Linked DNA regions of Homo sapiens: region 1 is linked to region 2. Evidence: chromatin contacts called from ENCODE Hi-C data. All regions are on one chromosome and are shown on one strand. Each heading gives the region's core, a stretch centred on a gene start or an enhancer-like site at or near the end of the contact. The rest is flanking DNA. Distances are from core to core; before and after follow the strand shown.

The links. A loop is a pair of places that touch in the nucleus more often than their neighbours do. Pooled maps may share reads with other maps.
Region 1: a map of chondrocyte shows a loop between it and region 2 (6-fold over the local background). The contact joins the promoter of GTPBP4 here to the promoter of DIP2C in region 2. A Hi-C loop is called at or near these places in 1 of 168 maps with a recorded cell type or tissue (chondrocyte) and 7 of 50 pooled maps.

What each region holds. Positions count from the first base shown.
Region 1 is chr10:985,875-990,437 of GRCh38, reverse strand. It overlaps GTPBP4 (GTP binding protein 4), which reads right to left and starts at 2,004. Exons shown (of 17, transcript NM_012341.3): 1 at 1,911-2,004. The coding sequence starts at 1,958. It also overlaps a transcript of LARP4B not described here. RefSeq lists an enhancer at 1-257.
Region 2 is chr10:686,806-690,991 of GRCh38, reverse strand. It overlaps DIP2C (disco interacting protein 2 homolog C), which reads left to right and starts at 1,324. Exons shown (of 37, transcript NM_014974.3): 1 at 1,324-1,498. The coding sequence starts at 1,414. RefSeq lists an enhancer at 14-949.

The DNA.
Region 1 (4,563 bases), core at 755-3,254, 300 kb before region 2:
ACTTACCTCTCTTGAAAATGACTTCCAAAGAGGCAGGTATTTTATCTAATGCATTTTTGTAACACAGTACCCGATGCACAGGACAGGCACTCACTCAACATCTTCTAGAATGAACTGAATACCACACTTTCCCGATGTGATTTTTTTTTTTTACTTCCAATCACCAAACAATTACCATCACCCAGTTTTTAGATAAGTCATCTGTTCTCTAAAAATATAAATCTCACTCCACAGAACAGAAGACGGATGGTGTATAATATATTCTAAAGTTCTCCACATAAGTCAATAACATGAACAAAGTTCATATAATCCAAAGAGCAAATTCCTTCAACAAACCTGAGAGATGGTTGACCAAAAATACAAATAAGACATGACTCCTGCACTCGAAAATACTACAATCTGGCTGGGCACAGTAGCTCATGCCTGTAATCCTAACACTTTGGGAGGCTGAGGCAAGTGAATCACTTGAGATTAGGAGTTCAAGACCAGTCTGGCCAACATGGTGAAACTCCACTTCTACTGAAAATACAAAAATTAGCCAGGCCTGGTGGCGCATGCCTGTAGTCCCAGCTACTCGGGAGGCTGAGGCAGGAAAATCACTTGAACCTGGGAGGCGGTGGCTGCAGTCAGGATCACACCACTGCGCTCCAACCTGGCCAACAGAGCGAGACTCCATCTCAAAAAGAAAGAAAGAAAATACTACAATCGATCAAGAGATGTGCCAGAACAACTGTCAGGAAGAAATAAGAAATGGTGGAGAGAAGTGGGGAAACAACTTTTGCTATGAAGGTAAAATACGAGACTCCCACAAAGCTTTCCAAGGCAAGCTCATCCCGTCCTTGAGACCTGAAGAAAAGGAGGCACTGACGAGGGGAAAACAGTCACTCTGCAGGGACTTCAGTAACTCCCTCTCGTGCAGGAGTCCCTGGGAGGCTCCAGTTGCCCGTCAATGTCTGTGTAATTGCGACCCAAATCGAATGTTCACTACATAAAAACGTGACTTCTTAAAAGTCCTAATACTAGGGCCGGGCGCAGTGGCTCACGCCTGTAATTCCAGCACTTTGGGAGGCCGGGGCGGGAGGATCACCCGGGATCAGGAGTTCGAGGCCAGCTTGGCCAACGTGGTGAAACCCCGTCTCTACTAAAAATACGAAAATTAGCTGGGTGTGGTGGTGCACGACTGTAATCCCTGTTACTCGGGAGGCTGAAGCAGGAGAATCGCTTGAACGCGGGAGGTGGAGGTTGCAGTGAGCCGAGACTGCGCTCCAGCCTGGGAAACAAGAGCGAAAAACTATGTCTCAAAAAAAAAAAAAAAAAAAAAAAGTCCTAATACTCAACACTTGTTGACTCATTCTTGCCACACCAACCAACGCTGTAAAAATTTAGTCTGGGCCTACTATGGTCTGAAAAGGAACAGGTATTCCCAAATCTAACAGTGAAAGAGAATGACTTAAAAATTATGAAACGTTAAATCACGAGAACAACGAACCCAGGATTCCTGAGAGGGGAGGGGGCTACGCCAAACCCAGAATCCGAAGGCTCATCACGGACCACGGAACGCTTCCTCCCTCACATGTCGGGGTCCCCCTCCACTCGCCCACATCGTCACCCGGGGCCCCTCCAGGGAACCCAACTCTGGGTGTACCCCCATCTCTGGGGGCCCTCAGTCTTTGGGTGGACCACGGTCTTAGGTGGACCCCGGTCTCTGGGGGATCCGATCTCTGGTGGACCCCGGATTCTGCTGGGGGAGGGGAAATGATCCCGAGTACGCGGCCAGACGGTCAGGCCCAGGAGCGGGGGATGGGCGAGCGGAAGGCGACCGCTCTCCCACGGCTACAGGCCCGGACCCTCCCCGGGGACCCAGCTGAGGAGAACGCGAAAGTTGCAGTGGCCCTCCCGGGGCCGCCTACCTTGGCGGACGGCACCACCGTAATTTTCTTGAAGTTGTAATGTGCCATGCCGGCAGCCGTATGCACGCGGGTACTTGGCACTCCCGGAACTTCCGCCGTCGGGCGCAGGTGGGACTTCCACTGTCGGGCGGTTGAGGTACGTCACTTCCGGGAGCTCAGCCAATCGTGTTCTGCGTGCTCTACGGCGCTTTCCGCGTCGCACAGCGCACCCGCCCGGCTTGGAGGTCAGCCACGGAGGGCGTGTGAGGGCCTCAGGAGCGAGGGTACAGAGGAGAGGACGCCCGGGTTTTAGGGGGAGCGCGGAGACTAAATTCCTGCTGAGTAAAGCGGGGGTTTCCGACAGACTGCCCTGCGGGTTTCTGGAGCGGGTTCAGGCCCCCAGCCACGCGCCCTGGGCCAGGGTTGGAGGGTCCGGGGTCTTGGGATTTGGGAGTTGCGGGGCTTAGGAGTCCAGAGGGTCTAGGGGATCCGGGAGTCTGGGGGTCCTGGGTCGCGGCGAGCCCCGCAAAGGAGGAGGAAGCCGCGCGTGCGGGGCGTGCCCAGCCTCTGGGTGTGGAGCAGATGACGCCCCTACCCCGGCCTCGCGCGTGGGACTTGATCCCGGGCCGTGGTGAGGAGGCCCTCGCGGCTTCCCTGCAGCCCTGCTTTCTCGTGCTTGTTAAATCCCAAAACGGGCGGAGAAGGGAAAGCCTGATCTAAGGCAAAAGAGGTGCAGCTGGTTCCGCGCAGTGCCTTAGGAGAGCCCAGGGAACAGTTGCGAGAGACAGTCCTGTGGGGTCCAACTGAGGAGAAGGTTGATGAGGATGGAGCCTTTACTGCTTTTATGTTTGTGAATAGAGTGGCCGCTCCCTTTGGGAACCCAGGGCCACATCCCTTAAATTAAACGTTAGGTAGGGCTGACTCAGTCAAGCAGTGTTCAGAGCTGCTGACTATATATTAACTCGTTTAATTTCTGCAACAGCCTCATGAAGTGCATGGGGAAACAAAGGCACACAAGGCTCGAAAGCACCCCGTGGTTGTGCAGCTGACAAGCTAACAGGCAGCAGAGGTGGGCTTTGAACCCAGGCAGCCTGGCTCCAGCAAACCTGCTTCTAACCATTAGCTATACTGCTTCTCACGCATCTGGGATGCCCCCCACTCTCCAATCCTTTTAAACAAGTCCTATTATTCTTACGCGAAAATACCTCTCATAAATTCCCAGCATTCCAATATTGAAAATCATTCTGGGTCATGCTTTTCTCATCTATTAACTATGCTTCCATTTTTGTGTCACAAGGCGGATAAGCATACCTCCTACATCTTTGTGGCACTTCTAAAGGAAGCTTCTAGGGTAATTAGGATTTGCTGGCTATGATCATTTGCTAAACCACAGGACAGTTCTGGCCACCATTTCCGAGATTAGCAAAGCTATGCTCATACTTATTGCCCTTTCTTTTAGGTTCTTGTATGTTTCCTCAACCTCTCCCACTTTCTCTCACTCTGATATAGCCAGTTCCTCTTTTTCTTGTAATCCGGTATTTAGATAAGTCCAGTCAATACTTTGCTTCAGATGGGCAAACATCCTTTCTTTAATTTTTTTTTTTTTTTTGAGACGGAATCTCACTCTGTCGCGCAGGCTGGAGCGCAGTGGCGCCATCTCAGCTCACTGCAACCTCCGCCTCCAGGGTTCAAGCCATTCTCCTGCCTCAGCCTCCCAAGTAGCTGGGATTACAGGCACCTGCCACCACTCCCGGCTAATATTTTGTATTTTTAGTAGAGACAGGGTTTTACCATATTAGCCAGGCTGGTCTCAAACCCTGACCTCAAGTGATCCACCCACCTTGGCCTCCCAAAGTGCAGAGATTACAGGCATGAGCCACCTGCTTTTAACTTGTTCAGCTACAAAGGCATGTCTGTGAATGCACAACCATAATGACTCATCATGGGCCCAGAGCTATAACAATGATAAGGTACCAAGCATCTTACACCATGTGCGTGTTGATGAGAATCAACATCCTTGCCTGTTCTTGTGATTTTGTGGCAGAGTATAGCTTCTTGGGGGCAAGTATGTATTCTACACCACTAGGAGCAAGCTTCTTTATCATACACTTCTGGGCTTCTCTGGGGAAGCCAAACTCTAAAGGCCTTTTCTGAGGAGTGTCGCAAATGCTGCCTGCAGTACGAGGCACATTGCCAGTTCCTGACTGCATTAGCAGGTTCCAGCTGCCAGGACGCCTCTGAGTGTGTACCTTGTGACAGAAAGGTACTTCTCAGCTGTAGTAAAGGATGCTCTCAAGGGTACTCTGCAAAGCTTCTGACTGCGAGGCACTTCTCAGTAAAAAGCTTTGTTTTTCAGACCTTTTTATTTTGTGGGTTTGGTCTTTTCTGTTTTACCTTCTCGTTGCTGTAATTCTGATGGATGAAAGGTACATTTTGCAGAACTGAACTTCCTGCCTGAAAGGAGCCTTTACATGGGGATTAGCCATCAGTAGGCATCCGGTCTTAGAGGGTCCTATGAGTGCTCCATTGGGCCCGTCGGCCACTTCCCTGGATCCCCACAGGAACTCATTCAGAACGAGTCACATGCTGCTTTGTACCTAGATGCTTCCTTGTGTACATCTTGTTTCCAAAAGAAGTAGCCAGCTCTTCGTGGACAGGAACTGTGTCTTACTTT
Region 2 (4,186 bases), core at 75-2,574:
GTCGAAGCGGGGTGGGGGGGTGGTGGGGGGTAGGGGTAGGGGGGTGAGGTGGGGGACCTGTGTTCCTGCGGCCCACTCTGAAAGGGGAGTGAGTGCAGCTGGGCCTCCGGGAGCCAGCGCTGGCCAATGTCCCGTGGAGGACGGGGAGGCGAGGAGGTCTTTAGGAAGCTCTGGGCCTAAGGGAGGGGCCGGGCTGGGAAGAGGGGGTACAAGGATGAAAAGGAGGCCAGGTCGTCGGGGCTTTGTGCAACAGACTGGGGAGGATGTGTGGAGACAGAGGAAGGTGATGATGAAGACAACGGGGGCGGTTCTGAGAAGCAGAACTTCCAGTGACTAAGAGTCACTGGAAGCAGCTGGCTTCATTTAGGGTTTGTGGCGTTTGGGGTGTCTAGGGGCTTCCAGGGAAGTTTGCTCAGTGGACGGTTGGAGATGCGAGGGCCTCCCCAGATGGTCAGGACTAGAGGCACAGACGGGGCTTCAGCCTCGCCGAGGTGGCACTGAGGCTGGGAGCTGATGGCCCCACAAGGAGAAGGACGGTGGGAACCCTGGGGCCTGCAGCCTGTTCCGGGAGGGCTGGAGCCAGGCTTTTCGGGCCCACCTGGCATTTGGAGATTAGGTGACCCAACCTTGTCTTCCCATCCCCTTTTCACAGATGGGGACACTGACCCTCCAGGCAAAGGCTCAGAGTCGCTCAAGGTCATCTGCTGGTCGTTGCATTCGAAACTTCCAGCCTAGCGCTCCGTCTCCGCCTCTTAAAATGTTCATTAACAAAAAACCAGCCCTCCAAGACCCGGGGCACTGCGAGTTTTCGCGCAGACGTCAAGCTGCGGCTCCAGGACGTGATTTTCGCAGGGAGCCGGGTGGACCAGGCTCTGGGGCCGGGCCCGCAGGCTCCGCTGGACGCGCAGAGCCCAGGACAGACAAGACCGCCCCGCCCCGCCCCGCCCCGCGGGCCCCGAGCCCCCAACCCGCCCCCGAGCGCGCCCCCGGGAGCGCGCGCTTCGCCGACGCGGCCGCGCGCCCCCCCGCGCGCTCCCGCTCCTGCGCGTCCTCGCGCCCCGCGCGCGCGCGCCCTGCCCCCGCGGCCCCGTGACGCGCGCGCGCAGAGACGCTCCCGCCGGGCCGGGGCCGAGAGCAGCAGGGCCGGGTCCGGGTCCGCAGCGCCTGCGGGGAGGGGCCGAGCGCGCGCGGGGCGGGCCGGGGACCGTGGGGCGCGGGGGCGCGCGAGGCGGCCGTGGCGGGGCCGCGCTGAGGAGGCGCCGAGGGGAGGGAGGTCCCTGCGCGCCCGCCGCCCGCCTCCCGCGCCCGCGCCGCCGCCTCCTCCTCGGTGCGGTTCCGCCGGGCGCGAGGAGCCGCCGAGACCTCCGCCTGCGAACAAAGAGGAGGCCGTGCGGGGCGCGGCGCCCGCGGAGCATGGCGGACCGCAGCCTGGAGGGCATGGCGCTGCCCCTGGAGGTGCGGGCGCGCCTGGCCGAGCTGGAGCTGGAGCTGTCGGAAGGTAACCGGGCCCCCGCCCCGGGCCGGGCCGCGCTGTCACCGGGGAGGGCCGCGCGCGGAGGGCTGGGGGCGCGGGGCCTGCGGCGGGGCGGGGGCCGGGCCCGGAGGGGGAGGTGCGACCCCAGCCCGGAGCGTGCGCGTCCCCCGGACCCCCAGACCCCGCGCCCTAGGGACGTTTGTGAGGCCGCGATCCCCCGCGCTCTGGGGACGTTTGTGGGGCCGCGATTCCCCGCGCCCTGGGGGTGTCTGTGGGGCCTGGGATCCCCTCGCGCTCTGGGGGTGTTTGTGGGGCCGCGATCCCCCGCGCCCTGGGATGTTTGTGGGGCCGCGATCCCCCCGCGCCCTGGGGGTGTCTGTGGGGCCTGGGCGCCGCGCGGGGACGCAGGATGCAGCGGGCCCGGCGGGATCGGCCTTCCCGTGCGCTCTGCGCTGGAGCCGCGGCGTCCTTGGTGCAGCAGCGCGGTGCGCGCCACCTCCTCGCTGGCGGGTTCGGCCTGGAACGCCCGGCCAGATTTCAATGCGAAACTTGTCGTTGGACCCCGGGTTCGATCTCTGGTGGCTCAGGCCGTGCAGCGGTCCTGGCGCGGCCCGGGGGATCCCACCCCCATTGTTCGCGGGCGCTGCGCGGGGAGGGCTGGGCGGAATCGTCAACCTCCCCCCGGGCCGGGCTCCGGCCTTGCCGTCCTGGTCCTCTCGTAGGAGGGTTTGTGGCAGATCAGCCACCGCGGTCTTATGGAGGGTTGTGTACGCCTCTTATTTGCTCTTCATGGCGGAGATCATGTGCTCAACTGTCATAAGTTTCAGATCGGGCTTTGCCAGGTCTTTTCCCCAAAACCACTGAAGTTCCCAAATCTGAAATGTTTGATGTGCATTTAGCCGTCTCTGGGCTCATCCTGGTCAGGCCATTCCTGTAACGTGGGGTGGGGTGGGGGTGGGCCGGCGCGTCTCACATTTATATTTGGAGCAGTTTAGCATGGTGAACTTTTTTTGGGTAACGGTTTTGTGAGGGCCGGCAGCCAGAAAGTAAACTCATTCGTGCCAATTTTCACCGGCAGGGAGGAGCTGGTGTTGACTTTATGTTTTCCTTTTTAACACTTTCAGGGCAAAGAAGGGAGTGAGCAGGGGCCATGGTGTGCAGCCAACTGCCTTTCCAGACTTCTGGGGACGGGAAATGGTACTGTTTTTCAGTTTCAGATGTGGGGTTCCGCGAGGTGTGTCAGTGTCCTGTAACGTGACACAGTTGGCGGGGGGCAGAGTCTTCCAGGCCTGTGGGCTTGGCTGCTGCCCTCCTGAGGAGCTGAGGATGAGGAGGGCATGGCTAGGAGGCGGGAGCTGCCGTGTGCAGGGTTCGGATGTAAACTGGTAAGTAGATTGTGCAGTGCAGACAGCTCGTTTGGTGGGTAAGGAGTGTATCATTTGCAAAAGGCCCACCCTGGTTATCTGATTGTGTCAGCCTTGGGTAGGTTTCCCGGCTTGCGTCTCGGCCCAGGTGCACCCCTGCCTGCAGCACCCTCCGTGTTCGCTGTCTCAGGACAGGGGCTTCTGTGCTGCCTGCATCACACTGATGTGAAGTGTCAGTGCCCCATCCAGGTCAGCAGAGCGTAGCGCCCCTGAGCTCAGCAGGGCGAGCCCCATCTGAGGGTTCCCCCACCCACTGCTAGCCCAGAAGTTGGACCCACATTTGTTCCCAGAGTCTGGGATGTCTATGGGAATGGGTGTCCTGTGTTGGGCATTGTGGCCTTTTGAGGTGACGACACTTGCCTGTCAGTTGCTCTTGGAGGGTGAGTGATACTGTCTTGCTGCCCAGATGATGGCAAAGCCACTTTCGACGAAGGTGTGCTCAGCCGAATTCCCTGTGAACACCTTGCGTCTGTACAGGTTTTTTAAAAAGGGCTTAATGAGTTAGTTTCTTATTGAGAGACCAGGCAGAGAAAGGGGTGTGTGTGTTTGCATGCAGGAAGCCTAATTATATTTTTCCTTCCACATGAATCTTGCTGAGATCTGAGCTACACATTTAAGAAGAAAGGGTGAGAGGGTTGCTCCGTGGCTCTATTCAGCCTCTCTGCACCCTCCGGCCTGTGCTGGCCCCACTGCCTCATCTGTTTGCTGGATGGTCTTTAACTTTGCTGTGAAGTGTGGGTTTGCCCAGGTTGAGTTTATGGGGGTAGTGCTGTAAGGTCATTTGGAATTCTCTGTCTCATAACCACATAAAACAGTTTTACAGGCTTAAATTAGATGAATCAACTTGTTTTCCAGTATTGCTTAATAGAAATCCAAGAATTGAAGGATCAAAATTCTGTGTTTCTTTATGTTATTGGACTTCAAAAATTCCTCAATGTATCTGCTTTCAGAGTGAAAGCTGAAAACAGCTGTTAATGCTGAATTATTTCCCATCTTCAATCAAAATTCAAGTGGAGAGAATTCTTTAAGTTGGTTGTCATCATTTTATTAAAATATCAGAAAATATTATAGAAACATATGTGGAATTTCCAGTGCTCATTTCCTACAGAGGAGGATGGAAAAAGTTCCGTTTTAAGCACATAACATAGACTGAAGGAAAGAGTAGAGCATTCCCCTGAGGTTCCTGTGTGGGCTGCCAGCCTGCGTGGGTTACGCATTGTGTGGGTTTCTAGACCCTGGTCCAGTTCTGCTGTGCCCGCCTGCTGGGCGCCATTACATGCACTGCTGG